Regions from separate parts of the Homo sapiens genome. Here all the other regions are linked to region 1. The links are chromatin loops, found by intact Hi-C in ENCODE. Cell type or tissue: IMR-90. All regions are shown on one strand. Each heading gives the region's core, and the rest is flanking DNA. Links, peaks and the distances in the headings are about the cores only. Region 1 holds the start of CITED2 (Cbp/p300 interacting transactivator with Glu/Asp rich carboxy-terminal domain 2). Region 2 has its middle 240 kb from the start of MIR4465. Region 3 overlaps LOC102723724 (a long non-coding RNA gene). Region 4 has its middle 49 kb from the start of LINC02941. Region 5 has its middle 18 kb from the start of FILNC1. Region 6 has its middle 5.9 kb from the start of FILNC1. Region 7 overlaps LOC107986651 (a long non-coding RNA gene).

What was found. Peaks named below come from ENCODE experiments on the same cell type or tissue, not always from the same donor. Only the 100,000 strongest peaks of a DNase experiment are listed, where the experiment ranks them.
Region 2: it touches region 1 in a loop (20-fold over the local background); 42 of 110 quality-filtered maps call a loop at or near these places.
Region 3: it touches region 1 in a loop (10-fold over the local background); 4 of 110 quality-filtered maps call a loop at or near these places.
Region 4: a loop joins it to region 1, with 9 times the contacts of the local background. A loop is called at or near these places in 16 of 110 quality-filtered maps.
Region 5: it touches region 1 in a loop (7-fold over the local background); 54 of 110 quality-filtered maps call a loop at or near these places.
Region 6: it touches region 1 in a loop (4-fold over the local background); 56 of 110 quality-filtered maps call a loop at or near these places.
Region 7: a loop joins it to region 1, with 2.1 times the contacts of the local background. A loop is called at or near these places in 8 of 110 quality-filtered maps.

What each region holds. Positions count from the first base shown.
Region 1 is chr6:139,373,820-139,378,303 of GRCh38, reverse strand. CITED2 (Cbp/p300 interacting transactivator with Glu/Asp rich carboxy-terminal domain 2) reads left to right here and starts at 3,656. Exons shown (of 2, transcript NM_006079.5): 1 at 3,656-3,891; 2 at 4,352-4,484. The coding sequence starts at 4,360. RefSeq lists silencers at 1,258-1,552, 2,808-3,117, 3,288-3,667, 4,128-4,277 and an enhancer at 3,818-3,987. In IMR-90, for the core only: CTCF peaks have their summits at 2,701 and 3,731; DNase peaks (open chromatin) are centred at 2,293, 2,803 and 3,643; H3K4me3 peaks cover 2,365 bases; H3K27ac peaks cover 2,711 bases.
Region 2 is chr6:140,919,224-140,923,707 of GRCh38, reverse strand. It overlaps the pseudogene RPS18P10. Among named protein-coding and RNA genes, the nearest start is that of MIR4465, 240 kb to the right of the region's middle. In IMR-90, for the core only: a CTCF peak has its summit at 1,889 (motif pointing right); a DNase peak (open chromatin) is centred at 1,927.
Region 3 is chr6:140,855,908-140,860,391 of GRCh38, reverse strand. All of the region lies in intron 1 of LOC102723724 (a long non-coding RNA gene), which reads left to right. Among named protein-coding and RNA genes, the nearest start is that of MIR4465, 170 kb to the right of the region's middle. In IMR-90, for the core only: no CTCF peak of the experiment used is centred there; a DNase peak (open chromatin) is centred at 2,431; H3K27ac peaks cover 848 bases.
Region 4 is chr6:139,924,883-139,929,366 of GRCh38, reverse strand. No RefSeq gene overlaps it. Among named protein-coding and RNA genes, the nearest start is that of LINC02941, 49 kb to the left of the region's middle. In IMR-90, for the core only: a CTCF peak has its summit at 1,878; DNase peaks (open chromatin) are centred at 1,986, 2,436 and 3,206; H3K27ac peaks cover 964 bases.
Region 5 is chr6:139,750,912-139,755,395 of GRCh38, reverse strand. No RefSeq gene overlaps it. Among named protein-coding and RNA genes, the nearest start is that of FILNC1, 18 kb to the left of the region's middle. In IMR-90, for the core only: no CTCF peak of the experiment used is centred there; a DNase peak (open chromatin) is centred at 1,805; H3K27ac peaks cover 1,047 bases.
Region 6 is chr6:139,762,958-139,767,441 of GRCh38, reverse strand. No RefSeq gene overlaps it. Among named protein-coding and RNA genes, the nearest start is that of FILNC1, 5.9 kb to the left of the region's middle. In IMR-90, for the core only: no CTCF peak of the experiment used is centred there; DNase peaks (open chromatin) are centred at 1,401 and 2,721; H3K27ac peaks cover 1,373 bases.
Region 7 is chr6:139,446,179-139,450,662 of GRCh38, reverse strand. All of the region lies in intron 4 of LOC107986651 (a long non-coding RNA gene), which reads right to left. Among named protein-coding and RNA genes, the nearest start is that of LINC01625, 26 kb to the left of the region's middle. RefSeq lists a cis regulatory region at 1,385-1,513. In IMR-90, for the core only: no CTCF peak of the experiment used is centred there; a DNase peak (open chromatin) is centred at 2,482; H3K27ac peaks cover 157 bases.

The DNA of each region.
Region 1 (4,484 bases), core at 286-4,285:
TACTCTAAGATGAAACATAAAGCAGGGCAAGGAAACAAGAGAGATATTGCTATTTGGGTAGGACAGTCAGGGAGAGTTTGTTGAGGTGATATTTGAGCAGAGACATGAAGAAATGAGAATATGGGCCAGTAGGACGTCTGGGAAGACAGTTCCAGGTGGCAACTTTCTTTGTCAGCAGCAGGGGTCTTGTATTACTCAGTTTATTTACCACTGTTATTAGTCAAATTGTGTCCCCGCAAAAATATCTTGGAGATATGTTGGAGTTCTAACCTCCAGAATATGACCTTCTTTGGAGTCAGGAGCTTATAGAGGTGATCAAGTTAACATGAGGCCAGTAGGAGAAGCCCTAATCCAAAAGGACTAGAGTCCTTGTCAAAAGGGGAACTTTGGACACAGAGATACACATACAGGGGGGCGGGGGGTGGAAAACGTCACATGAAGATGAAGGTGGGGATCAGTGTGATGCATCTACAAGTCAAGGGACACCAAAGATTGCCGGGAAACCACCAAAAGCCAGGAAAGAGACACGGAATAGATTCTCTCTCACGGTCTTCAGAACCAACCCTGCCAACAACTTGGCCTTGTACCTCTAGCCTCCAGAACTGTGAGACAATAATGTTTTGTTGTTTAAAGCTTGATCAGCCTTAAGTTTGTATTAGACTGGTGCAAAAGTAATTACAGTTTTCGCCATTGCTTTCAATGGCAAAAATCACAATTACTTTTGCACCAACCTAAATAGTACTGTGTTATGGCAGCTCTGGGAAATGAATACAACCATTCAGTGCTGTGAGGGCCACAGACAGATCACTTGCTCGCTCACCCAGGTTCACGGGATAAACCCTGGTTATACGGAACTTCTGGGAGCCCTGGGTTACTGTAAGTGCCCCCTAACTGGACTCCCTGTTTCCTGTCTTACTTTCTCTAACCATTCTCCACAGTACTGCCCTGATCTTTCTAAAATCCAAATCTTTCCTATCTCATGGCTTCACAAGCTTTTACCTGCCTCCCAATGTCTTTGGGATACAGCAAAATTTCTCAGCTTGAGGCCACAATGCCCTTGGCATCCGGCCCCAGCATATTTCTCCAACCTTATTTCTCTCATCTTTGCATTCACTCCCTAGCCATACATTTTCTACCCCACTCCTAATGGGACCAAACTTCCATTCATCCTGAGGCCTCCACTTAGTCACCATCTCCACCGGAAAGCCTTCCCAAAGCACCCAGGAGGGGGGTAGGTGTCCCTCCTATGTGCTCTCCAAAGCCCTTTCCTTCAATGCCTTTGTGGCATTTATCACAGTGTGTTCAAGGCCTGTTTGTCAGTTTTCTCCCTGTGACCATGAGTTCCTATCTTGTTTGTATCTCCAGGCACCAAGAAAGCACTTGGCACTTGGAGGACATTCAGTGGACGGATGAGAATAAATGAACAAAGCATGCCATGTTCCAACCAGCTGGTCCCAGAACTATTTTGTTCTCCTTTAAGGGATGGGGGATGGGCAGGTGACCTTTCCAGGGATTTCCCAATAGTAGGTAGAACCACTGGAGCTGGATGGAGCTCCACCTTTCCTTAGTGGTTGCAAGAGGAATTTAGATTAGACATTCAAAAGCTGTTTCTTGTGTCGAAAGACACTTGCAGTACAAAGAAGGGAAAGTAAACAATCCCGCGATTTTTCAGGTTGGGTTTTACCAATATTTTAGAATCTGTTTTTTTATAGGAAGTGGCCCCTTCAGGTATCCAAGCCTCTGATACGGTAAACTGCATGTCCTGACCTACAGGTAAAGGTGGTGGGAGGTTAGGAGAATAGGGAATTGTTGCAACTAACAATGCAATGTGTCATGTGCCCGTATCTCTAAAAAGTAAATATTTTTGAGGTTTAAAAATTATTTGCCTGCACGGTTTGCCGGAGAGCCTGGAAGAGGAAAGAAGACAAGACACAAAGTAACAACATTTACAAAAATATGCCTGACTAGGAAAAGACAGAGGGGTCATAGACGAAAATAATCAGGATTGGGTCTCTTTTGCAAATTCCTGAACGGGGAAATGTATCAGAATTTCCAGTCCTCAAGAAACAGGGCCTTTAAAAGTCTTGTGTGCAAGAAGGGGGAAAAAGACGAGGGGGGGGCGGGGAGGCGGACTCGCTCTTCGCAGCAGGAAGTCTTCAATGGCTATCGAGTTATGAAGAAACAACTGCCCAGAAGTCCTTATTCGGAGCGCTAAACTCGATTTTACCACATAAAGAGCAATGTAAAAGCTCAGAACAGCCCCATCATGGTGTTGGGGAAACAACTCGGCTTCCCCATGTGAGAAAGCCAGAGAGCTCCGACTTGGTAGTAGCCCAGACCTGTGTTAGGGGTTTTATTTGCAAGTCAATGAACCAAACGGGCGACCAGGCTCGTTGTGCCGCGTTGTGGAAGCAAGGTTATTATTATCGCCCATTGCCCCACTGAACAATTTCACTGAAAAGGAAGAGTCCCAGCCGTGTGTGTGCGCGTGGTGCCATACGGGACGTGCAGCTACGTGCCCACCTCCAGAACGACTTTATTTACAAAGCGATTACCACGTTATCTATTTGTTTTCCTTTTCCAGCAAGAGCAGCCTTACTCAGCCCTCAAATTTCTTAATTACAAACCCGTTTGCTTCTAAATCAACCCCAAACCGTCAGGCAGAGCCCGGAGGGAGGCTCTGCAAGTTTGTACACACCCCCACCTCCCGGATCCAGGGCAACAGCAGAAGCAAGTAACTGTGTATGTGCAAAAAGGTGGATCTGGGGACGAGGATCGCTGAGTTTGTTTACAGAGCAGAGACGCCTCAGCTCGGATGCCAAAGCTACCAAGAGCTGCAAACGCAAACTTAGCAGAAGCACACGTACCCCGGGAGCGGCAGGCGGGCCCGAAAGCGCGGACTGGAATTCCAGGGCGCGGGAGCGGGGGTGGCCGGGCCCTCGAGCGCGCTCCGTCCACCTGCAGCGGCTGCCCCTCCCCGCCCCCAGCTCCTGTCCTTGAAAGGAGTGGAGGAAAAAAATGCATCTACAAGCGGTGATCTAGAGTAGGTCTACCCACTGCCCGTATGAAAACACAAAGGCACAGCCTAGGAAGGCGCGCTCAGGAAAGGGCGCATTATTTGTCCGGGTCTTTAAAACCCAACTCGAGGAAGCACAGCCATTCTTCGCTGCCTGTGGAAGCTTTTGCAAAACCGGGGAGGCACAAGGGCACTCTGGAGGGCGGGGGGCGCTGGGCGAGTCCCCTTTTCCCGTAGAGAGCGGGGCAGATCGCTAGGTGAACCGAGTGAGAAAGCTGGGGGTGGGGTAGATCCAGCCTGAGGGGGGCGGTGAGCTCTCCTCGTGGCTATCCCGGCAGGCTCTACCTTCGGGCGGGGCGGCAGGGGAGGATTTTCCCCCTGCCTCGGGGGTGGCTGAGCCAACCTCGCGTTTCTGGGCCGGGAAGAAACCAGAGTCGGGGGGCGACGGGGCGACTGGGCGGCCCCCGGGCCCCGCAGCCTCTGCAGCACGTGCCGCGGGCGGCGGGGACGCGGCTCCGGGACCCGGTCCAGGGTGTTCGCGGTGTTCCGGAATCCGCGTCTTGGCGCCGCCCGCCCTGGAGGCTCTCGCTCCGCCTTTCCGAAATGCCTATATTAACTGTGGCCAAAGCCCTAAGAAACACAGCTCATTGTTGGCAGCTGCCGGGCGGTCCTGCCGAGCTGTGAGGGCAACGGAGGGGAAATAAAAGGGAACGGCTCCGAATCTGCCCCAGCGGCCGCTGCGAGACCTCGGCGCCGACATCGCGACAGCGAAGCGCTTTGCACGCCAGGAAGGTCCCCTCTATGTGCTGCTGAGCCGGTCCTGGACGCGACGAGCCCGCCCTCGGTCTTCGGAGCAGAAATCGCAAAAACGGAAGGTAAGCGCGACGGGCGAAGCTGGCTGGGGCTCTTGCCAGCCCAGTCCTCCGAGGGCAGGGTTTGCCCGGAGGAAGAGCGTGAGGCGAAGCTGGGGAATAACAACAGGATGTGCAACAACAGGATGAGGAGGGCTGATTTAATGCCTGAAGTTCGCAGCAGGGCTACGGGGCACTTCCTTTATTAGGCCACTTCGGGGAGCAAAGGGGGTGTGGGCTCGGGTCCCCCCGCCCGATCGCAGGGGAAGGGGCTGTTTGTGCAGCGTCCGGCTGTGTTATGAGTGGTAGCTCTTCCGTGGTGGCTAGCCCGGGTGCACAGGCTGTTAGTGGGATCTTGGGGGTGGTGGTTCGCAGCCGACGTGCGCCCGGGAATCCTGGGGGGCAGAGGCGAGCAAAAGTGGGGTGCGCTGTGGTGGGCGACACGTGTGGCGCGGGTCTCATTATCTGCCCTTTTCACTTCCAGGACTGGAAATGGCAGACCATATGATGGCCATGAACCACGGGCGCTTCCCCGACGGCACCAATGGGCTGCACCATCACCCTGCCCACCGCATGGGCATGGGGCAGTTCCCGAGCCCCCATCACCACCAGCAGCA
Region 2 (4,484 bases), core at 305-4,304, 1.5 Mb before region 1:
GATCTCCAAACTGTACAATAAAAAAAAAACTGTGTTCTGTCATTGTATTTGTGACAATTTGTTACAGCAGCAGTAGGAAATAAATCCATGATGAAATGTAGTATATAACCTACAGCATTTTTAAGTTAAGAGCAGAGGCTATTAAAAATGACAATGGGACAACCGCTAGAATTTGAAAATGTCCCTGTCAAATTGGGTTGAATGTGCATCCTATCAGTAAAGCCACTTTATCTTTGTAGGGTATTGGGTTAACTTTCTTGGTGATTGTCCTTCCATATACATAATATTAAATAGCCTCCTAGGAACAAGGAACAAATACAATATTTATGTGGGTCCAGAAACTTCCTGAAAATGTACATGTTCTAAAGCACCCTTGAGCACTTAGAAACTCTGAACTTCCTGATCACCTTTTGCTAAGCGTATTCTACTTGAAGACCATCTCTTGGGAAACTTGGCCATGAGCCAGGAACTCTGACATGATTACTATGCTGAGGCCAAATAAAACTCTATAGTACTGCCCAGAACATATAGTGCATTCTAACCACAAAAGAGAGTTCAGACAAATCTCTACTAAGGGATATTCTACCAAATATCCAAGTATCTGAGCAGTAACCCTGAAAACTGTCAGTCATCAAAAACAAGGAACATCTGAGAAACTATCACAAACAAGACACAGGACACAGGACAACTAATTGTAATGTGGTATGCTGGTTGGGATTTTAGGACAGAAAAAGGACGTTAAGGAAAATTGAGCTGTTCCACAGGTGGCCTCCACACCTCCACTTGTGTTGCTGCCATATCCATAGTGATCCCTGAGAAGTTCCAGCATATTTTGCGAATACTCAACACCAACATCAATGGGCGGTGGAAAACAGCCTTTGCCATCACTGCCATTAAGGGTGTGGGTTGAAGATATGTTCACATGGTGTTGAGGAAAGCAGACATTGACATCACCAAGAGGGCAGGAGAACTCACTGAGGATGAGGTGGAACCTGTGATCACCATTATACAAAATCTACCCCAGTACAAGATCCCAGACTGGTCCTTAAACAGACAGAAGTATATAAAGGATGGAAAATATAGCCAGGTCCTGACCAATGGTCTGGAAAACAAGGTCTGTGAAGATCTGGAGTGACTGAAGAAGATTCAGGCCAATAGAGGGCTGTGCCACTTCTGGGGCCTTCATGTCTGAGGCAAGGACGCCAAGACCACTGGCTGCAGTGGCCCTGCTGTGGGTGTGTCCAAGAAGAAATTGGCATGTGGGCCTTGTCTGTTAATAAATAATTTATATGAAAAAAAACAGGAAAACCAAGGGAATCTAAAAAAGTAATCTAAAATGAACTTTAGTTAATAATGTTGTATCAATATTGGTTCAATAACTATGACAAATGTACTATTTTAATTTCAGTTGTTAATAGGGGAAACTGAGCATAGGATATACTGGAACTCTCTATACTGTCTTTGTAAGAATTCTTTAAATCTAAATTTATTTATTAAATATCTCTGTCATAAGTTCTAGTTAAGAAACTTCAATTTAAAATTTTTGACCACTGAAAATGGAAAGGTGGAACATTGTGCTTGGGGGATATATGTCCAAGATTTCAAAAATTCTGATAGCCAACAGATTTCAAATGATTGTTATTATTTTTCTTACTTATAAAGTGGCACAGTTGATCAAGATGACTTTTATTTACTGTGACTTTCTTACAGACCCCAAATGTTTGAAGACACAACTTCTGAAGACAAAATTTTTACACACACATAGAAAAAAAATTTGGTTTCCTATATATACATCTATACTAACAGAGCATATGCACGCTTGACATTGTATTTAGTTTCTTAAAACAATTATAACTTCACATACTGGGAGATGCATTCCCTAACCTCTAGGAGGAGCTCCTTGCCAGCAATCTCCCTATAAAACACACACACAAACACTCACTCACTCACTTACTTACTCATTCTCTCCAGCCTTCACTCAAAGGTAGATGGTCACAGAGTTAACATGAGTCAAAGCTAAGGAAACAAATCACCTTTTTTACTATGGGAAGAAGCTTCCAGTGAGGGAGTAGATAGGTTCATAGTTGTTAGGTACTCTTCAAAAAGAAGTGGCAAGTTTTGTAAGTTGAACACATGTAAGGGAGCCAGAACCATCTAATTTATGAACGTATGTCTGAGGAGAGGCCACAAAGAGTTTGCAACACAGGTCCTGTTGTAATGCATAGCGTGTATGTGCTTGTGATAGGACAACTTTATATTTCTCTCAGAACGTTTTGATGACAACAGGTAGTTCATCAAATATTTGGAGTCTTAGTCATCTCTATTTTCTTTCCATAACAGTCAAGGCTAATTATTTTCTATCCAGGAACAATTGTAATACAGAATACACCTTTACATTTTAAAAAAAAAGTTAATGTAGGTGTATGAACAGAAAAGGAGTTGTTATTCATCTGTCATTTTTATAAAACTTTCCATAGCCACATTCAACACCTAAGTATAGCATATAGTCTTATTATGCATTAATTTACTTAATATTTTTCAAAATGTAGTATGTTTACATGTAACACATTTATTATTTCTGTTTTAAATGTGAACAAATATTTTCAAAGTTTCTTAGTTTTCATATCTAATACGATCAATGTTCAGAGATATTGCCCACAAAAATAAAAGTATTTTGGTCCTGAATAACAAGAATATAAAGGGATTTGAACCAAATGTTTGAGAAACGCTGTTTGAGAAATACAAGATCTTGGTAACCTGGAGGCTTTAGGGGACAATCTGGAAAGCCTTGGAGCAGAGTCTGAATTGAGTCTGCTGATTGTTTACTCTTCAGAGATCCGAGGGTTAATGGACACCTTGGAGAAAGATTTATATTGGCCCCATAAATGTGTTCCATCTTGGTATGGCCCCAAGGATCTGAGGAGAAGCTGTATATTTGAACTGGGTCTTTTCAATCATCATTCGAAGCCTTACTGTTGATTTTTTTAAAGGTAATATGCAGAAAAGAGTGTTTGGAGTTATCAATTGCTCTATTTTATACACTCATGCAGGTGTGTGAGTGAAAGAGGGAAAAAATGTATGGAAGATTATGTGAAAAAAGAAAAGATTTATATACCTGAGGGTTTTGTTTTGCTTTTTTTTTTTTTTTTGGCACAGACTGCCTGAGAGAAGAGAGGGAAGGAAACGGGTGTGCCCATGAAAAAAACCTAATTTAAATAAAATTGTATTTGTCTACATGTATCTGTATTTATAGACAATTGTATTGGAAAACTGTTAAATCTTACTCTTCCAACTGATGGGGAGTCACTCTTTCAGGGGAAAAGAAAGTTGCAAAGGTGTGTGTATATCATATGATTCTACTTTAATAACAAAGAAAACAGTGGATATAATATATGTAAATATATATGCCTGTATATATATATATATTCATGAACAACAAAAAAGGATTGAAAGTGAGCATTTTAGGCTATTAGCATTGGTTATCTCAATGAGATGAGAAAGAGAAGTAGAGAAAGATAACTATCATGGCTTTTATGCATTTTGCAATACAGATGGTCCCTGACTTACTATGGTTCGACATACAATTGTTTAACTTTATGATGATGTGAAAGCAATACATATTTACTAGAAACCATACTTTGAATGTTGCTCTCTTCTCTGGCTAGCTGCAGGATACAGTCCCAGGATGCCGGGCAGCAGCAGTGAGCTACAGCTCCCAGTCAGCTGCGCAATCACAAGGGTAAACAACTGAAACGACCATTCTGTTTATCACTTCCAGTGCAGTATTCAATAAATTACAAGAGATATTATAAAAGGGATTTTGTGTTAGATGACTTTGCCCACCTGTAGGCTAATGGAAGTGTTCTGGGCACATTTAAGGTAAGCTAGGCTCACCTATGATGTTTTAAAGGTTAAGTGCATTAAATGCATTTTTGACTTAATATTTTCAACATACAACCGGTTTATCTAGATATAACCTCATTGTAAATCAAGGAATATTTGTATGTCATTTCAATTGTTAAGAGAAGTATGTGTTATCATTGTAATGTAGAAAAGATGAAAGTTTTATTAATGATGCTCAATATAGAACAATGTTATGATATAATACATGTTAAAAATAGTTACAAAGAATTTGTATAGTAAGTCCCATTTTTATAAAAAATTAAGGCTATGTTTGTGTATGTATAGCTTTGCAAAACTTTTCCTATTGTTTCAGAATTGTGCCTGAAGCACACAGCTAAGTTCAAAAATTGCTAAGTACCATGTATTCTAAATCCACATAGCCAACAATGAACTGACAATTGGGACCTGACACCTTTATCACTCAATGGTGACAAACCCTGAGGAACAAATAGAAAAGGAAAAATGAAGAAGATTTTCAGTACCAGACTGACCTTTCTCTACACTAAGGGACTGGAGTCATTGATCTGCCTCTGTTGAAAGACAAATACCAAAGCTTTGGATCAATATTGAATTCAAATAAT
Region 3 (4,484 bases), core at 205-4,204, 1.5 Mb before region 1:
GATGTAGAAAATGTTCAAAGCAGCAATGTTTGTAAAACAAGAAATTTTAAAAGTTTTAAATGTTGACTCAAGAAAAAATATATTTTAAATCCACAAATATTATATAACAGATAAGTGAATTAACTAGAGTGACCTGTATCAACATGGATACACCTCAAAAACACATCTGAGAGAAAAAGGTGGCCGAGATCGCGCCACTGCACTCCAGCCTGGGCGACAGAGCGAGACTCCGTCTCAAAAAAAAAAAAAAAAATACATTGGTTTCATTCAGAAAGACGGGACAATTTAAATATTTTCTGATTGATAATTGGTTGAGTTTATCTGAAGACCTGGGATCAAAGGAAATGTTCAGGTTAAGATAAAGGATTGTGGAGACCAAGTTTTATTGTGCAGAGGAATCTCTCAGATAGCTGACTTCAGAGAGAGAGCAGGTTGTAAATTGTTTCTTATCAGACCTAAAAGGGTGCCTGGCTCTTAGTTGATTATCTTCTGGATCTAGAAAGAGAGGAAGGAAAACAAGGGGGAAAGGGGATTTTCTATACAATGTGGATTTTTCCCACAAGAGACTTTGCAGGTCAATTTCAAGGTAAGGCAAGGAAATATATTTGGGGGTTAAATATTTTTTGCTTGTCTTATAAAGTTATGCCAGAGTCAGATTGAAAAGTAAGTCATGATATATAGGGTCAAATAAAACCCATCTGATGAGAATTTATGGTTTGTAAGGCATGACTCCCCAGACTCCTTAGAAAGGAATTTGGGCAAGATTAAAAAAAAAAAATCAGAACTTAGTCCTCATACACCATCAACTTGCTGTTACTTAGCTATGATCAGTATTTAGCATTATATCCTTGTTCTTCTCAGGGTTCTTTTTAAAAAATTAGTTGCAGATCTTTGTTAAAAGGAGGCTTATTTTTCAAATTCTTGTATGTTGGGAAAAGAGGCAAGACAAATGTTTCTGAGATCTTAGAATGCATAGAAAATTTTACAAAAATCACAGTCTGTGTGCACTATAGTCTTGTGGTGCAATAGCACATATACAAAGACCTAATTAAAAAGAAAATCAGACCAGGCGCAGTGGCTCACGCCTGTAATCCTAGCACTCTGGGAGGCTGAGGGGTGGATCACTTGAGCCCAGGAGTTCAGGACCAGCCTGGACAACATGGTGAAACCTCCTCTCTACTAAAAATACAAAAATTAGTCTGGCATGGTGGCACTTGCCTGTAATCCCAGCTACTCGGGAGGCTGAGGCAGGAGAATTGCTTGAACCCAGGAGGTGGAGGTTGCAGTGAGCCGAGATTGCATCACTGCACTCTAGCCTGGGTGACAGAGCAAGACTCTCAAAAATAAAGAAAGAAAAGAAGGGAGGGAGGGAGGGAGGGAGCGAGGGACGGCAAGTGCAGCGGCTCATGCATATGTAATCCCAGCACTTTGGGAGGCCAAGACTGGCAGATCACTTGAGCTGAGGAGTTGGAGACCAGCCTGGACACCACAATGAAACCCAGTCTCTGCAAAAAATACAAAAATTTGCTGAGCGTGCTGGTGCATGCCTGTAGTCCTGGCTACTCAGGAGGCTGAGGTGGGAGAATCACTTGACTTGATGTCGAGGCTGCAGTGAGCTGAGATCGCACCACTCCTAGATGATAAGAGTGAGAGCCTGTCTCAAAACAAAGAAAAGAAAGAAAGAACGAAAGAGAAGAAAATACAGGTATTACGGCCTAGGTAAGTACGTACCCGTATGCTAAATTGTTTAGAAGATTATGTCAGATGAGTCACACCTTAGCTTGGTCCTGTGGAGCACGTATCATTATTAGTCATGTCACGTTTTACAGATGAGTAAACTAATGCAGTTATAATTTGTAGATATATGTAATCAACTAAGCAGCCAAACTAGGATTTGAAACCAGCTCCTTGCCTTCTTAGCCCACGTTCTTATCCTCTAACTAGCACCCAGCCACCAGGACTATTTTCCCCTGACCATGAAAGGCAAACAACTTTCCATTCAAAGAATACTTTATAATGACAAATGATGGGGAGTCAGTATCGCCCTAAGGTCTCCAAGCTGCATCAATAGCTATCAGTCACACATCAGATAAATAGATTTCAGAAGTTTTGTGTACAGTATGTTCTTGAATTTGGGCTTAAGCTCAGACTGACATATAGTATTTCATCACTAATGTGATCTCTTTCTTGCAGAGGGAACATTCTTTTTTTAAATTGTATTGCATAACTTGTTTGCTTCCTAGCAAAACAATTTTTGAATTTCTGTATAATTTCTGTTAAATCTATTTTTAAAGTTGAGGCTTAGGTCAAATGCAAATATGAATATAGATTTATCCAGCATGCATAATTTGTAGTCTGCATGGAACTGACTCATCTGTCTTCAGTATCTGGCAGTCACATGACTAGCTCTCCTGCTAAGAGTGACCTATTCATCCTTCAAATAAACATCCACAAGGGGAAGAAAAACAATATGTACAGTTCCAGAGAAGGAACAACATATTGTGCATGAGCTGATGTACTTGAGTCAGTTCTGCCAACAGTCTTTCAAATTAAGAGTTCCTCATTCAGAAAGCAGTCAGAAATGAAAAGAAATTCTAAATGTTAAGCAATCTAAAAACTTAAGATTATATTCTTTTTTTAAAATACAAGTGAATGACCAAATTAGTAAACAAGTTTCTTGAACATCTGCAGGATGATTTTGGCATATACGTGTTTCAAATAAATATAAAGTTCTATATTATATACAGACATATGCTTTTCTGTACTTACCCTAGTTTAATCTGGAAAAAAAATGTACTTCTGTATTATCTGTGTTCTGCTCAACCCAATCTGTAGTTGAGAAGACAGGAGATCTGTAGATGTATGCACAGGGCAAAATGTTTTAGATACTTCATGGTTTTTTCTATGAGAGGAGAAAACATCCCCACTATGTGAATGATTCTGCCAGTAATGTACATCCCCACCATTTAACAGATTTTTAAAATGCATATGTCATTTTCAGTAAAAAGAAATGTATACAGTAATACCAACTGCAGACTAAAATTGACTTTCTGGAAAAGTTTCACACATTTTCAGTATAAACTGATTAAAATCAGAAAGATGAACTAACATTCTGAAATAGTCATCTAGCTTTAAAATGATAAATTATTGACTATTTGCCTTTATATACTTTATATATATATACAATCATTTTAGGAGAGAACTTGAAGAAATGGTTTAAGAACATTAGGGAGTGAAATTGTACTATCTCTATATGTGAAAACCTCATCTATATAATGTGAAATGAGGTCTCATATTTATGTGGGTTTTCATCAATGAACCAAAGAAATATATTACATTACTGATAGAAAAGTGTGAAGAAAATGGTTTGGATGGAAGAACCTTATAGTAATGTTTGGGATTTAAAATATAGGGATTTAACAGTCTGTACACCTTTGAAAAATCATTTCTAAATTTTTATCATTGCAATTGAACACATTTATTTTAAGATTACATTAAACAATTTTTTATAAATGTAAAAAAATAAATTTAAAATGAAATTCCATACTGTTTTAAAGCAAGGTTGCCTCCAAATTCAGATCTCCTTCTGACCCAAGATTTCAGGAATAATATATTTTTTTTTTCCTAACATTCAGTTTTAGAAGTGGCCAGGACAGTTAATAAAAGATGGCATTACGGAATTATTGACATTTTCTTAGGTGTGATGATGGCACTGTACCTTTGGAAAAAGATTGCCCTCATTTTTTAGAAATGGATGCCGAGTGTTTTATGTGTCATGATATCTGCAACTTATTTTTATATTTACATAAAAATGATGCATAGGTTTATTTATAGACAATTATAAGGCAAGTAAACAAGATCTTAATAATTGTTAAATAAAAGTTGAAGGCACCTGGGTACTAATCTACTTTCAGCTTTTTTGTATTTAAAATAATTTTTAAAACAAGAACATGAAGGGAAAAATAAATTCAATTATAGCCTCCGCCTTCTGATGCTCATATTCCTTATTCTCATTTCCACTTAATTTTTCCCATATGAATTATCTACCATTTTTTACCATACGTGTTATCAGTGCTTTTTAACTGGTCTATAGTGATGGACCCAATTTTTTAATTTTTCTTCAGTTTATCGTAGATTGATATTTTTGCAAAATACAATGAGGTGCAATAAAAATGAAATAAAATGGTACGCCAAATTCAAGCTCTTCCTTATCTCTGCTAATGAGAAACTATTAGAATATTCCAAGTGGTAGATGATAGTGTTTTGGACCAGTGTAGTGGTAGCAAAAGTAATAAGAATGGGTGAGATTCTAAATATATTTTGAAGGCAAATCTGGTTGGATTTACTGATGGATTGGCTGTAGCATTTACAAGAAAGAGAAAAAAATGACTCCAAGTTTTTGGGTGTGAACAACCGAAAGGTTGCAGTTGCAATTAATTAAGAAAGACTAAGATAGCAACAGGTTTAGCAGGGAAATGTATGAG
Region 4 (4,484 bases), core at 192-4,191, 550 kb before region 1:
CCACCCGCCTCGGCCTCCCAAAGTGCTGGGAATACAGCGTGAGCCACCGCGCCCGGCCGGGTCCTCCTTTCTTTACAAGGAAGCAGAGACTCCAGTTCATTCCACAAACTGTTTGCTAAAGGGTTTGTGGCCTCTTAATACCAAAAACTATATAAAAATAAATGCATATGCAAATAAGAGGAAAAACTAAGCAGCTTTGTTTGTTTTTATAAGTAGCTTAGGTTGCAAACATACCTCTTGCTTTGGCTAATATGTGAACCATATAAATCGTGGGTTTTATTCTGTCCATACCTGTAGAGGACCAAAATATTTTTTTTTAGTAAGTTTAGATGAAGAGATTTCATGAAAACTATCTACAGCAATTTATGAAAGAAAACTTAATATTTCCATGATAATTTTTGTGAAGTTAAATTTTTACATAAATGAAAAGGTGGCACATCAACTGATACAGGAGCTTTGGCAATGTGTGAAATCCATTGATTTCTCTATGGCACTGAATTAACAATAACTTCTTTTAATAAACCACCATTTGACACAATTAGCTCACTTTTTACCAGTGGTAGAGCCTCAAAATGTAAAGAAAATCAAAGAAAGCTGACGGCATCCTAGGAGAATCACACTTTGCAATGAACTGATCATGAAATTTTGCCGGTTTTGAGTGTGTGTATGTGTGTGTTTTAATATGGATAAAAACTGCATTTCTCTCTCTCTTTCTCTCTGGTAATTGTATGAGTGGGAAGAGCTATAATTCTGCAAATCAACTATTGATTTTCTTTTATTTTGTATATTATCTGCAAGAATGGGACTGTATTGACTCTCATATCTGTTTATCTTCTCTCATGTAAAGGTTGGTGTCACAGAAATAATTTGGGTTTCTGAATTAGACCAACTTGTATTTTAACTCTGTTTTCTCCTATCAATTAGTTGAGAATCTTGAGACACACATGCACACATAGAAACATCTTCAAACCTTGGTTTCTTCATATGTAAATAGGGTTGATAACAACTATCTCCTACTTTAAAGTCAATTTTTCTTTCTTAGTGGAAGTAAAAGAACTTTTTCTTCCCCTGTACACGAAAGTACCATTATACAGGAACTGACCAGAGTATGAATGAAAGCTCAAGTGAGTTTCAATGGCAACTTTTTCCTCCAACACTGAGGAGATAAGGAAAGGGAAAGAATTTCAGTTAGCCAGGGATGTTAAGGGGTGTACATCTCTACCACTTCAGGCATGAGACACACCAATGGCAAAGGAGGACTGGGGTGTTATCTTGACAGCCACTTACCCTTAGAAACCCTTTTCCCTTCTAGCAAGCCAGAAGAAAAACAGAACTATCAGGGATCCTCAGAGGGACATGAACAGGCTGCCAGGCAAAATGTGTGTGCTGTGGTCCAGTATGTCCCAGAGAAAGGCTGCAAGTAAGCCCCAGCCAGTACTATAGGTCCAATGGGGCTGAGTGCAGCCTGACTCCTCTGAGGCAAGGAGAGATGGGGAGGTGGGGGTGGGGAGCCTCATCACATCTAGAGTGAGGGAGTGCTCAAGGGTGGGGTTTTTCAAGGGGTGCCAGCAAGACAGGGCAACCCCACCCAAAGAGATCTTTTAAAATGATAGATAAAATCCAATCCCACATTTACAGTGAATCTGAAATTAAACTGTGGCGGCATAGTCAATTGCCTCCAGTAATTCTATACCTAAAGCATACAACTTTCAAATTCCTTAGGGGCTGATTTTGCGTCCAGATAAAAATCTCATTACAAAATGGCTTCTCCTTGGAAGAGTTTAGACCCCAGGAAGAGGGATTTGTCCCAGGGACCCATTCCCAAGATGGGGGTGCAAATGAAACACTGTATGAAATGTGTCTGGCCCATAGGAGGCACTCAATGCCTGCTAGTGCCTTAATGTAGTTCTATTCATTTCTCCATTCTTCCAGAAAATATAGATTTATTGAATGTCTCCTATGTGGCAAGTATTGGCCGTGGTCCTAGAACTAAGCAATGACTAAGAGAGGGAAATCCACATGCTCATGGAATAAAAAGAGCAGTTTTGACCTGTGCTTTAAATGAGTTATTCCAGACATGGTCTTGGCAGTGCAGCTTGTTAGAAAGAGCACTTTACTAGGAGTTAAAAAGATTGGAATTCAACTTCTACCATTAATTAGTTATGATTTTGGAAAAGCCATTTAATGCCCTTCGATGTCAGTTTCTTTGGAAAAGAAGAAAAAAAGGAACTTTGGATGTATAAGTTCTAAAGCCTCTTTTGTCTGAGCATAGGTAACTACATGTTTATCAAACATGTGTCCTTGGGCTTGTTCATGCCATGCCAAGTTCACTAGCCTTTTCGAAAGTGCTGTTTTTCTTGCCTGACCCTATTACCACTCTCTCTTTATGCCTAGCTGACTAATAAAGGCAGCAGAGTTCTTTCAGCCCACTTTTAGTCATGATCCTGTGGCAAAACAGTTTGCAGATCAAAGTGACTACCAAGACTTAGAGTGCAACCATTGACAAACAGGTCTCGGTTACCCTCTCCAGCAGTGGACACTGCTCAGAAGCTGTCTACACCATGATTTAACACTGTGACCTTGTTTTGAAACAGTTCTTTTTGACACCAGATGTCCAACAATGGCTATGTTCGCAGACCTTGCACAGTACCTGCAATATTCATGGATGTCATTTTGCTCCAAAATGTGCTATATCAACAGCCTGTCTCAACACCATCTCCTGTCTCAGGTTTCCTGAGAAAAGGAAGGCACTGGGGTGAAATGAGGAGACTCCACTGGATTGATGGGTGAGCCTCAGCCTTATCTAGATTCCCCTATGTTTCAGGGTAGTTTTGTGCACTTTGGTGATGCTGAGAACAGATTGATGCCAATAAGCCATTTGAGATAAGAACTAATTGGAAACAGAAGGTTGAAGAATGATTATGTTGGGAATGAGCAAAGGGGACAGACAAGTAATTATTCCGGCAGAATTTCTTTACACAAAACGCAGATGGAAGAGGGAACAAAATTCCAAAGTCCGTGGCAGAAGTACGCAGCTGCACATTTCTTTTTTGCGGAAAAGCAAACAGAGTGATTCACTGGGTTGGTAATGGGCTTCGGGGATCCCTAGGGATTCACAATGTGCTGGCAGCCCACAGCATGTAAAATAACTCAGTGGCCTCTGTGTACTTCGCCTCCTCAACTGGCTGTAATTGTGAAGCACATGGACAAGATGGAAGGGAAGGACTGAGGAGAAGCGGCCTCCTGTTTACACATGAATCACGGTGGTGGTGTGTTGCAAAGAAGGCAGAAACAGCAACGCATACATATTCCACATTTGTAACAAGCCATAGATCAGACTGGACTGCACACTTCCATTCATAAATATGAGCTCATAACAAATAGAAATCAGGGAAAGTAGAATCTTGCACAATATTCCTCAAAATTATTATAGAGTCATCAGGCTGCAGTTAAATCGAGCTCTGTGATTTCAAAACTATGATTTGATTTGAAAGGCAAAGACAATAATAATTAGTAATCAGGGTAGAAAACTGAGCATCCACCCCCACCCACAAAGAAAAATCCATCAGCAGCAGTTTTACTCAGCGAGGCTAATTAAAAGCTGTCTAACACTGTAATGCGTACAAAAATACAAAATAAAGACAGAAAACCTTGCCTAGTTTTGGTCTCAGACTTAAACGATATCTTCCTTTGGCTATTTGTGTGTGTATATATATAAATATATATTTATAGTCAACAGTGATTTAAGGACAAACGCATTCAAAAAACATTCAAGGGCATCCCTCCTAAAGCATGATATAGTCAAAAGGAAACTGGACTCCTCACTGGATGGGAACATGAAGGACATTGCAGGCTTCACAGTGATGAGAGGAGTTATTAACATGTAGGAAATTATAGAGAAAAAGAAAAAAATAAAGAGATATAAGACCTTGGCCGGGCGCAGTGACTCATGCCTGTAATCCCAGCACTTTGGGAGGCCGAGGCGGGTGGATCACTTGAGGTCAGGAGTTCGAGACCAGTCTGGTCAACATGGGGAAACCTCGTCTCTACTATAAATACAAAAATTAGCTGGGTGAGGTGGCGCATGCCTATAATCCCAGCTACTCAGGAGGCTGAGGCAGGAGAATCACTTGAATCCGGGAGATGAAGATTGCACTGAGCCGAGGTTGCGTCACTGCACTACTGCCTGGGCGACAGAGCGAGAGTCTGTCTCAAAAAAAAAAAAAAAAAAAAAAGAGAGAGATATAAGACCTCATATGAGGTAAGAGCCATAATTTGGAAACACAGATAAGAAAAAAGGTAGGTACAGTTATTCAAAAAAGAAAAGAGGTTGGGCGCGGTGGCTCATGCCTGTAATACCAGCACTTTGGAAGGCCAAGACAGGTGGATCATGAGGTCAGGAGTTCAAGACCAGCCTGGCTAAGATGGTGAAACCCTGTCTCTACTAAAAATAAAAATAAAAAAATAGCCGGGCATGGTGGTGG
Region 5 (4,484 bases), core at 256-4,255, 380 kb before region 1:
ATGGTAGCATTTAGCCAATACTCCTAATAATATTTATAAGTAGATTGAGAATTAGCTCACAAATACAATTCAGGAAGTTTATTCTGGTGATTTGTTTTTCATGTTCTGTGAAATGAATTGCATTAGAGGTCAGAGTAAGGGCCTTAAAGGGGCACTTCTTTAATATTTACAGTGAAGTTGATCTAGTTGAACATTGTAATGAGATACACACAACTGGCATCTCTTCTGGGAGTCAAATGCTGTCACTTTCTGCCCAGTTAGCCAAATTGTTGCATAATACGCAAAGATGGAAAAGGTCAGAGCAAATGGTCTCTGTGTTTACTGTTTTTCATTTTTAGCCACGGAAAAGAGGTAAACAAACTACTGTATGTGAGGACAAAGCAGGAATCGGAACCTAACTCCATAGCTGGCTAAATCTGTTCTCAGAGATCATTGCAACATGAATGCAATTCCTACCAAGTGTACTTAATTTGATCCTGCAAACCCTTAACCATTTTAGTGATTTGAAAAGAAGAGAAGAAAGAAAAATAACTGTTATCAGTCAAGCTGAAGGCAGTCAGCTCTCAAGGTTGATATCAACTCCCCAAATACATCACCAAATACCTTCATATCTCAATTTTCTCCTCCACAACTCACCTCTCATATTCCAGCTACCTCAGCCATCCACACACACACACACACACACACACACACACACACACACACAGTGAGAGAGAGAAGCAGATGGAACCACACAACTATCCCAACAACACTGGAGCAAATTAACAACTTAGAAAAGATGTACAAAAGGTTAAAGAGGAACAATTTGGGCTGAATAATTTTTTTAAAAGAAACACAAATTCACATATACTTTTCTAGGACACTTTCCTAAGTCTTTGCAAAACTTCTATTTAAAAAAAGAATGAAAGTACTTCATATTAAGGGTTTTTAAAAGTTAGTAATCATTTGAACATGTTTTTAATTACAAAATGCAATTAAAGTTTATTTGTGACCTACTAAAGAAGCTTCCTGCATCAGAAAAAGAGAATGAAAATGCTTGTTAAGGAGTCTATGCCTTGGACATCAGAGCATTCTAGGATTTTAAGATGGAGAATTCTCTTACAAAGGAAAGACTGTTATATTAGGTGTGACTACGTCAGAAAAACATTAAATTTTTCATTTGCTCCCGAAGGGGAAGCATTTTAATTCAAGTGACTAAATTTTTTTTTTCACTCAGCAAGAGATTCCTCAATCCTCTCAGGCTTGTAAAGATTTTGAGATTTTTACTTCTCTCTCTATGGCAATAAGTTGTCTATCTCTAATTTTCACCTAGCTTATTTTTTTCTCTGCCAGTGAAGTTTGGCTTAACTCCCCTTTTTAGAAGGTGTAAACAAATACATTGATTATTATCTAACCCATTTTAACTAAAAATAGCTAAGTTCATATTAAAATAAAACATATACACCACAATACTTATGTGTCAATTCTTTGAGCATTCATTTTCCTGACAACTATACATTTTCTTTGCACTATAAGCACCTCAGAATGTATGCTAGGATGTGCATTTTGCATGCCTAAAAGCACTTGTATTATTACGAGTGTGTTCATTCTACATTCCGCAGAGAATCAAAGCACCTAGAACATTAGTGGTGGAGTTATCAGATATCAAAGAATTTCCCCATGAAAAGAGTCTGGTGTCATCTGAAAGCAAATAATTTGTGTCCCTCCACTACATAAGCAAATAAGGCCTCTGGGCAAGAGAAATAGTTTTCCTGACATCCAGACGGTAAAGCTCATTCACTGCATAAAGCATGTTTCTCCTGTTTTCACAAAATTTTAAGAATGCTAGCTATGTGCTTCCCAGACCATAGCAGATTAGAAACTGCAAAAGGAAAAGAGATGGAACTGAGTAATAGAGTAGGCACCCCAAGAATGGCAAGGATTAATAGCTAACAGAAAAACTACTAAAAGCAGACAAATAAAATATAGTAATTTGAGATAATACAAAGATTTATTGAAAAGGTGAACTGCTTCAAACTTTTAATGGGCCATAAGTGCATTGGTACATTTATATTTATAGTTATACCTGAGTCATAAAAATAGTTATGTTTAATATACCGTTTAAGGTGTTTAAGAAAGCAGAGAAATTTCAAGTATAATTATGTTTCCAATAAAAATAATTCAATTTTTTAAAGGTTTGAAGTTCAAAAATACAACTTTCAGATATTTAGGAAGTTTAGTTTTGCAGCACAACTTCTTTTATTGCAATCATAGAATTAAATGAGGTATTGGCATAATATAACTTTAAAGTTTGACTATTTTTGTTGAGGTAAAAAATTATCAAGAGTTCAAGTAAAAGACTAGGAGAAGTTTTATCTAGAAGAGACTAAGCCTGTTGTCACATTGAAAATGTTTTCCTGGTCACCAGATAAATGCAGTGAATAAGAACAGATTTTGTCAATTGTCCTGATTTCATTGTATTTTACTAAATTAACAATGTTCACACAGAGAGGATAACAGCTGAGTGAACCCCTAAGTTATGGGGGTTGTCAGAGGAGAGGATGCCTTGCCACCACATTTATTGCCTCGTTTGTCGAGATCTTGCATTTTTCCAGGCCCAGGAGATTGTTAGTTTTAAAAGCCTGTGACACTTTTTAGACAATTCACTCTTACATAAATGCATGCATGCCCATATAGAAGTGTAAACCATTTCTGGTCTCATATTTTTGCAAGGGGCAGAGAAGGAGGAGATGGAGCTGGATAGTAGTGTCTAGGTTAGATATATTAGGAACCATGCAAAACTGGTTAAATATGAGTTTTCTTAACCACAGCAATCTGAAAAAAAAAATAGCTAGCTCATGAACCCAATCCATAGTCAACATTCACTAGCTGTTTAATTTGGCCATGTTTCTCTCAGATGAGACACCTGGGCTGCTGATTACCATTATCCCATTATCTCACCATTATCCTATATTGTGTGTGTTTAATCCCGTCATATTTTGTGGCAGATTGGCAAACTAATATCACAAAATACCAGTAACACAATAACACTTAATGTCTATTGCTCAAATGAGGGGAATATTCAATGCAGGTTGGATCACACTGGCCAAGCTGATGACTTAGATCTGATCCAGATGTCTGAAGTCATTTATAGCCAATTCTCTAGTCTGGCCAATTAGTCTTAACACTGAAGCAATTGACTTACCTGATGACAGTCTGAATCAACAGATAATTTATGACCTGAACTTCTGTAATTATTTTAATAGCCTTTTCATACCCTTTTTATTCTATTTATCGTAATAGGAACATTTAAAATGAGAACCTTCACTAAAGGAAAGAGATGTGAAGTTTTTAAAGAAATATTTTTTTAAAGGAATCAGAGACTTGCCCTTTGAAGAAAGTCTATATTGAAAAATGCCCACATTCTTCCTTTTAGCGCATTAGTTTGGAAATATTTTGGACTCATTTTCACCATTTTGAAGTATTACTATCTCCTAAATTGCAACTTGTTTATTGCCTGTACTAAGAAAACCTTCAAACATCTCGAAGATTAATTTCCTCTTCATTATCTTACTATTACTAGCAATGGGAACTGAAAGAGAAGTCGTTCCTATAATCCTGAATTTTTCCTCACTAATAGGCCAAGGATTCTTGACTTTGAGAGGCCAGTTTGCAGCCAAAATGGTGCCAGCCCGTGGGCACTCTGCGTTCATTCACCCCCTACTACAGGAGGGTCTCTCAGAATCACCAACATTGATGACAGGCAAATGTCATGACCACACAGTGGTGGCCTAAGAAAAAACATGGGATAAGGCAAGTTTTTGTGAAGAAAATGGAATAAATAAGTTGTTTTAGTTCACTTAGCTCACTAAAGAAACTCTGACTCAATATTAAACTGCTATACTTTCAACATACCATTGAGAATACCAAAGAAAATATTGCCTGGGGAGATACATGCTCAAACCTTCTCGTCTGCAGCTGCTATCAATTATTCTGCCCCAATGTGACCAGAAATCTCAGTTTTCAATAGAGAACTATGAGTTGTAAAAGAATCCTTATTGGCCACCCCTACATTCCCCTCCCCACCCCCACCTCTTGATTCTGTTTTGCTTTTCAAACCTTTTGAGTGTCCACGTACTTTGTATCCTAGCCCACTGGGAAGTTAGAAAAGCAAACTTAGTTAGTTTTAGGGCACAGGAGAGGTTTTGTGGCTTTCAGAGATTCTCCGTTGGATTACAAAAGCTCATAAAAGGGTACCTTCACCCTAAATGTTATATAAACAGAGTTCTGACGGTGTGTGTGTGATTTACACTCTTACAGAAGATCTTGAATCTTCCTTTTCTCCATGCCGGAAGATAAGTGAAGGACAAAAAAGCTATTTAGAAGAGTTAACCTGATCATTTTTTAAAAGATGTGTGCAAATCATTGAGGCTGGGATCCCGTTTGTCAACCAGATTGTCAGGAAATAATGTATTACTGACAAGAACAAAGTGTGCAGCTGGATA
Region 6 (4,484 bases), core at 232-4,231, 390 kb before region 1:
GAGAATAATTCAGTTCGATGCACCAATAGGTGACAATGATGCAAGGTTTGCAGACAGGCTTACAAAGTCATAACAGATGGAAAAATTACCACAATGGAGCTCAAAGTTGTTATGTTAAGAAAATCAGCAAAAATCTAAAAGAAAGAAGACAGGCGAGATAAGTTATGAGAAAGCTGTCTTGGAAGAGAAAGAAATATTTAAAAGATGAATACTTATAGCTATGAGAAAGTGTAAAATTAGGTTCAGAGAACAAAAAAAAATATCAAAGCACAAGACTTTGAGGACACAATGAAAGTTAAAACCATTTTTAATAATTCTTTGGGATATTCCCAAAACAGAAGAAAAAGACAGACTGCCATCCTTTCCTCAAAGAAATAGTGCTAACAGTGAAAGTGAGGCACATGTCCAACACTTTTTTACACCTCCTACCACCACTGCCATTATACTCATCATCGTGTCAGACACATACTAAGTTCACAAAATGTGGTTAATGGAACCTAGTGGGAGGGGTGATCTTAAATGATTTAATTTTTCCCCTTGAAAGGGATTTTCCTTTGGATCGCACAGTTTCTTAAACTCCAGATTTAGAAAAAGACACAGGCTTCACATATTTTTCTGGATAAGGGTCATTATTCTTGCCCTCTTCAATAGACACTTGCAACAGTGAGAATAAAGCCCATAAATTATATATATTAGACTTGACCATGACGTGATACATCTTCTACTTATAATTTAGGTGATCTTATATAATGTGCTAGACAGTATTGTTATCATTATTTACAGAACCTTGAATGCAGCAGCAATCATCAATCTAAATGCCTGTGCATTGTTTTTAAGGGAGAAGCACAGTGATCTATTAATATTTCAGGTTAATGCACATTGAGTGGGATGGAGGGTTTAAACCAGGAGATAGAAATAGAGATTTCTCTGCAGCTTCAACAGCTATCTCCTGAGCACTTTTCTACTCCCCACCCTTCCTTGGGCCACTCTTTGGTGATCCAGTAAGCTAACTTCCTCAAATATCCATTCACAGTTAATCCTTTGAAATTGTCATGAATGAAGTAAAAGGTGTAGTAAATTACTGAAGACATTAATTTTGCAAGCAGCATAAAATGTTTGCCCATCATCTCGCAAATAAAGACTAAATAGTTGTTCTTGACATTATCCACACCTAAACTTAACTTCTTTTTCTGTTTCAATAGGTTTTAATATTTAACTTGCTCAAATTATGACTTGTTGATATAAATAAGAAATTTGTTTACTCTCCCCAACTGAAAGAGGAAGGCCAAATACTCAGTTATGTTCTATAGTAGGAATCTATGAATCATAGCATAATAATTGAGGCAAATGTCTTCCATCAATCTCATAGTTGCTGACCATTTGCAGCACGAGACCGAAATGAAAAAACTAGGTCCTAGCAGCTCTCTGAGTCATCTTAGTGGGTAAACAGGGTTATCTTGATTGAACTCACAGAGTATCTGACCTACCCAAATGTTAACATGTGTTGAAAACCACTCTCCAGCCATGACAGAAAATGCAGGTGCTTCATAAAACCTGTTGACTGAATCAAATGAGTCTACCAATTGATATTATTTACACCTATTTTGCTCTCCTTAACCGCACAGACTCTTCCACGCCCTTCCTAATCTTTCAGATAAATAATGATGCCCCAAAATAATGTGAATTCTCTAAATATCTGCCATAAACATATTACCTAAAATACAAATGAATTTATGGTTTCTTATTACTTGGGGATTTTCCTGTGCCATTTCTTCTTACATTTGTACAGGTTTTCTTTTCTGCATACAAATGAAATAATTAGGTTCTAGATCTACATCTTTGCAAATTACAAAATGGTTTTCTAGCTGCTTTCAGAGCAATAAAAACAAGTTAGGGAACAAGGATTTAATAAGTAGAAAAAAATTAAATATATTTTTTAAAGGTTTTCAATTAAGCTGTCATTAATGAATGAGTCTTTAAGATACGATTTATGAGGTGAATACACACACACACACACACACACACACAAATGCAGGATTTGCTAATTACTAGCTGTATGATCCTTATCCTTGGCAGTATACTTAATCTCTCTAAACCTTAGTTTCCTGGTTTATAAAATAAAGATAATAACAATTATTTTATGAAGTTGTAGTGAAGTTTAAACAAAAGAATGGACATAAAGGTAATTTTTCATTTTAAAGTCCCATATAAATGAAATTAGTGCTTGTATGCACTACCTACTCTGGGCCAAAGGCTAATCTTTCAGTTTGGAGAGAATATAAGAGGAATATAAGGCATATTCTCTTTCCACAACAAACTTAATATCCATTTGGGGAAGAGGAAATAATTAGAAAAAGAGTTGAGATTGCAGAAAACTAAGTTGTGTGACCCAGGTTATGTGTGCAGTAACAATTCTAAGAAGGAAGAGTTTAAAATGGGCTGGAAATTATGACCATTTTCTTTCCAAATGGAACAGGCTAAGCTTTGCCTGAACAAAGAAGCAAAGATATCTAACAGCTGCTTGCCACTCTCTGTTGCTTAAAATATCAGAGGAGTATGAGGTTTAGGCAGCTCTGAGTCATCTTCCTCCTAACTTGGTATTTATTCAGGACATAGCTCTAACCCTGATGACAACAGCATTCCTGACCTATGAGCTGCTCAAAATGCTAAGATGGTCCTGAAGGTGAAATAGACACCTTCTCCCCGTGCGGTCAGCTGCCATTCCCACTTGTGCTTCTGCAGCCTCCTCATTTTGTCACAGTGTTTTTCTAAATGAAAGAGGTCTGGACAGCTGAAGAAGAGGAACTGAAGCCAAATGAGAAATATCCTAGATTCTCTTCTTATGACAATGCTCAAGACTCACAGCTGAGGCAATTGTAGAAAGAACTGGAGCTTGGGCTTAGACCATGTGACTTTGGAAGCTTGTATATCATGAATGAAGCCCAATAAATTCAATTCAGTTGTTCAAACTCTATGCAGGCCTATTTTGATCAAAGTCCTGTAACTGTTAGATATGCAAAACTTATTAAGGGAGAATAATGAAAGATATGGAGGGATAAGACAATTTAACATATATTTTATGTGTTCTCATCTCATCCAGTGGTATCTGTAAATGGGCTCTGTAATCAATATTTTTGCAGATGAGGAGGATGAGGCCCAGATGGGTTGGATAACTTGTCCAAGGTCACACAATTTATAAGCTGCAGAGGGAAAATCCAGTCCCACAAAATCCTGGCTCTAAAGCCTGTGCTCTTTACACTTACATTGTCAGAGGGAGAAATACAAACACACAGAGAAGCATTTTTTTAAGAGGAGGGCTCAGGGAACAGAATATTTTCACAATTCTAGATGATGGGGTATTTTCGCAATAGGTGAACTGTGGAGGAGTAGGCTGGAAGGAGGTTGAGGCCATATGATGGAGAACTATGCTAAAGATCACCACTTTAGACTCAATTATGTAAACACTGAGGAGTCACCAGTGACTGACCAAGTATGAGGGAGTTCTGGGTATGGACAATGAGGGGGTACCCTGTCTATAAAAAATTTTAAAGCTATAATAAAACCCAGTCATTCTGATTCTAATCATCACTTCCTGCCGACATTTCTAAACAATGAAGTGATAAAATACTCCTCCTCAAAAAAAAAAAAAAATCATTTCTGGTCTTAGTTTTAAACAATTGCTGCCATTACCATTGAGTTTTAATAATACATTGTGTGGTTTGAATTAGCACATTTTTATTATTTGTCCTTTATTAAATATTGTGTTCAACATAAAAGTTAACTCAGCAAATTCCCAGTTAAACAATTGTTCCCCAAACGTACCCCACTCAGCTACAATCATTCAGGATAAATTGGGAAACCTTGGCAATTGCCTTGGGCAGACATAGCTGCAATTCTAAGTCAAAGAAACAGAACTTGAGTTATTATGGGATCACTTGGAGTTTCCTATTTTCGTTTAAATGCAAAATGCAAGTATAACATTTTTTATTTGATAAGTGCAAATTTTAGTTCATATATAAAATATCCCAAATTTGCACAATCTTTAGAATCAAAATCACTTCTTTTCATTTGTTTTAAAACAGAAGATTTAAAAATTATATTGATTGCTAATTACTACATGAAAATAATTGCATCACAAAGTGAGGGGTGTTATAAAAATGATCCAGCCAAGGTGTCAAAAATGCTAGGAATGCCACTGGAAGTCACTGAATGTTTTTGATGGCAGGGGTCACGAAAGAATGGTTAAGGTGAATCATAAAAGGCATCATCATTATACCAATCTATGTTATGTATATGTCTAGTTACCAATATGTTTTCCTAGAGAAGGAAAAAATGTGGAGTTTAAGTTGTCAAAAGCAATAAAAAGTATTAAGTGGTGGAGAGTATTCTGGCATGGCTCCTTTAAGCTGCTGCATTTTCATGGTAGAATATCAATCCTACCCGCAGCCGGTCTATCCTTGAAAGCAGACAGTTCTCATTTTAAA
Region 7 (4,484 bases), core at 251-4,250, 72 kb before region 1:
TCAACTTTAGTTTCCTCCTATGTAAAATAGAGTAATAACATTGCTTGCCTCACTGGACTGCTGAGAAGATTAAAAGAAGCAATGCTTATACAAAATAGCAGAGGTACCTGGCACAGAGAGACATTCATTGAAGATTAGCCCATGGATATTCAGTTAGATCCACCGTTTTTCCTTTAATACATTTAAGCTATTTATTTAGGCTAGGGACTTATTTTGACAGCTTACATTAGTTTTATATATTATTAATATTTTTTAGAAATTCATGCAATCTAAATATGTAATCTAAATGCACTTGTTAAACTGTTGAAAATGATTTCATAATGAATGGGGCCAAATTACTATTCCAGACAAGCCCATCTCCAATTTTATCAAGAAAATGAGTAAGAATATAGGCTTTGGGACACAGAAAGCAGATTTTCCTCACCCCTGGGAATACATCAATTCTGTAATTTAAATTTCTCGTGCCTGGCTGTAACTATGTAGCCTTCATGACCAAGAAGAATGATAACATATCTTATTTTCAGATATTCAAGCCTATTCAGTAGGAAAAAGTAGAATGATTGGTCGTCAAAAGCTATTAACAAATAATGTAACTGTTGAAGATTTTTTTAAAATCATGCACATCCGATTTTTCTCCTTCTCTATAATATTGTTTTGGTTTTTCTCACAGCTTGACAGTTCTTTAAAATTAAAAAAAAAAAATTAAAAAAAAAAAAGGTTGGGGGGAGTATCAGGCAGGAAATAATCACAAAAGAAAATTCAGCCTCCTTGCTATGAGAGCTTTAGGATTCCAGAATCTGAATGTCCTTCCTGATAATGGCTGACAAACTGCTGAGTCAGAAAATGTTAAAAAGCAAACAAAAACAGAAAGGAATCTTAGTGAGATTATTGAGTTACAAGGACAAAGAGAAAAAAAATCTAAAAATTTTCCAAGGAGAAAAAAACATGGGTAACCTAAAAGAACAAAAATCAGTTTGTCATCACATTTTATATCAACAAGTACTACATAACAAAGAAATTGCTTTAAAAAGAGAAGAGAAAACTCTCTTGAACCCAGAATCCCATAACCAGAGAAAACATCAATCTAGAATGCAGAAAATATAAAGATATTGTTACACATGCAATGATTTATAATCCTTACCACCAGGATGTCTATTCCAGTGGAAAAAATTAAAACTACAAAAGAGCAATTTAAAAAGAAATGACATGGTGCAAGAGGATTTCATTAAATACAGAAAATGGGAGAGGAGAGGGAAAAGTAAAAGCGTGCTACCGGTTTGGTCATGTTCAGGAGAAAGAGGAAGTTATAGATTCAGATAAATTCTCCATGTTGATTAAAATACGGTAGATAGATTTTACTATGTTTGCTAAAATTGTAAAGATGGGTAGCCCAGACTCATGTGGGCAGCTTCCACATTAGAATGTGAATCTGGAAGGTGTGGTGTGGTGGGGGCAGCTATTGGAGGCCAGCTACCACAAGAAGAGTCTATCCAAGTGACCCAGCAGCTCTACTTTGAGGAACTCAGCCTCAGAAATCTTGCATGTGTGCACAAAGATATGTATGTAGTTAGCATTGTGGAAACCAATCCATGTATTCTTCTAAATGGAATTGGTTTACAGGGTATGCATTCCTTAACGTAGAACACTATGTAGCCATTAAAAAGATTGAAGTAGATTGATTCATACAGACACGTGAAGATATATTGTTATAAGAAAAATGTGCTAAAGAAAGTGTATACTGTGATCTCAGTTTATGAAATTAAAAAACTCAACATGTACGCATATATGCACATTTGTGTTTATAATGCCTAGAAAAAGTATAGTAAGCAAAATGAATGAAGGAAAATAATTGAGGATATATAGCAAAGGAGATTTTAAAATTTTACTATATACAATTTTGTATTTTGGATATTTTCTACAATATAATGTATTACTTTTGTAATTTCACAAACACTAATAGAGCTGTCAAGTACCTGAGATGGGTACAGTCTCACTCAACAAAAAAAGTCCTCTTTCAGACTATGACATGACTTGAATTTGTTGTCAGCTTATATTCTGTGAAATGTGGTATTTATCTCTGAATAGATAAGGGTCTTTTCAAGTAAACTTTCCATCTGAACACAACAGCTAAAAAACTGCTAAAGGGAGAGAGAAGCAGATACAGATTGTCAGGGCAGCAGTTATTTTACCTTTGGGAACTGAAACTATTTTTACTCAAAAAGAAAGTTTGCAGAGACAGCATTTTCACATTAGACTTCATAATGCTACACAAAACAAATGATTTGCAATGGAAAACATATAATAAAGTGGGTGCATATCAGTTGCCCTAGAAAAACAACCCAAAGACAACAATAGCCAATCTGTCTATCGGTCTCTCTTTCTCTCCACATTGATCCAACTTGCATTTTGTGACTAGATAAAAGGTTTTAAAGTTGAAAATGACATCATCTGGGCCTTCAAGGAGCTGAAGGAAGTGTGCAAGATGGAAGCACCTAAGTGGTTACTCATAGAACAATTTGGGAAGTTTTGTCATAGAGATAAATAATACAAAGTACATTCTCACTTGGCTACTTCATAGGCTATGCAGTTTTGAGCAAGATACGCCTCAATTTCCTCATTTATAAAATAGGTATCATGATTATACTCCTTCCTAACTGTTCTGGGGACTAAATGAGACAACACAGAAAATCCACGCACAAAGTAATCAGTCAGTAAAAGTTAGCTACTATTATTTGGGGAGGTTATTCAGACTCCCTGGAATTGAAACTTTATTATGGGACCCTGGTCAAGTTACTACATGGAGTCTTAGGTTCCTCATCCAAAATTGGTAGAGTAACTTTATCAGAGGCTACCAGGCAGAATGAATGAGATAATGTGTGTGAAAAATTTAGATCAGCAATTGGCACCTAAGAATTCCATTAATGTAAGTCATTATGTCTATCAAAATGCTTCAAAAAGAAGAAAGGAAATAACAACTAACTCTTCCTAAGAGTGACAAAGAACAGATAGCAGGAGAGCTGGTCTTGAATAATTAGCGGGAGTGCTCCAAGCTGGTGTGGTGAAAGAAGGATGTAGGAAGCAAAGAAAACAGCATGTGCAAACTGGTGGAGAATTTAATCATGATGATCATGATAATGGTAATAATAATAACAGTAATACAGCCTGTTCAGAGAAAATAAGAGATGTCCTATAGGCCCTAGGAAATATGAACTGGACTTCAGCTGAGAAGTTATGAGCCACAGAACTTTATCAATGCTTATGGAGCTATTAAAGAAATTAGAATAGGGCAGGAGTGTGCAGTGTGAGCTGACCATAAATTGATCCCCTAGAAAAACAACATCAAAGGGTGGGAGAAACCAGCAAAGGAAGCCCAAGAAGAAAGCTTAGAGAGGCAGAAGCTGGTGAAATAAAAGAGGCGGAGAAAGAAGAGAGAGTTTCAATAAGGAGGGACTGGTCAACCGTGTCAAATGTTGCATAAATGTCAAGTAGGATAACAAGAGAAAGTGAGGCCATTGAACTGCCCACTTGGGAGGATGTTGGTCAGAGAGTATTTTTAATTGAGTGGTGTTGGTGGAAGCCAGACAGTATTGGGTTGAGGAATTAATGAAATGTAAAGACACTAAGTATAGACCAAGTGTAGACCTCTTTCAAGAAGTTTAGTGATTTAGAAAAAAAAAAAAAAAAGTGAAAAAACCGTAGTATTTTAGCCTCATCAAAACTAGAAAATGAATTCTTAAATGTCCAAATGAGCATAATTCACATTTGGCAAAAAGGGTAAACTTCCCAAGATATAAAAATAAATAAATAAAAAATAGAAAACTACGGGGAGAAAACAAAGAAAAGAACTTACTACTTTGCTCGAATGGGATTAGAGGATTAAGGTGAAGGACAGGTGGAGGAGAAAATCGAAAAACAGCAAATTTGAAATGACTAGGAAATTAAGATTTTAAAAAAGAGGAAAGAGGAGAATGAGGAATCTCATGGATTTGTTGAAAGAGCAAGAGGCAGGCATAGACTGCCACAAATGAAAGTGATCAAAACAAAACCACTCCTCTCTGTCCCTCAGACTGAGCCGGGGTATAGTAAACCCAGAAAACATGGTCCTGATTAGAATTCTGTCTCCTGTGTGCTAAAGAAGCCTTAGCTACAAGTCACGGGCAAACTGCTAAGCACAAAGGCCTACGTTGGCAGCTGTAGTGGTTTATCTCTAGCTGCAGGTATGGTTCCCTCTACCCAGGGGCAGACTCTAGGTCCTTCTCTTGGAATATTTGCCCCCCAAGACAGTTTACCAAAAATTAGACCTGGCCTGAACTAGTCAGCATGAGAAATTTGAGAGAAATATGGGAAAAGACTGTAATATGAATGATTGGATTTTCGAATAAAAGAGAATATTGGATGAGTTTTTTTTCTAGCATATCTAGAAAAATCTGCCTTGAAATGTTTACATTAGCTCTTGGACCATAGGCCAGTGCTTTTAGAAAATG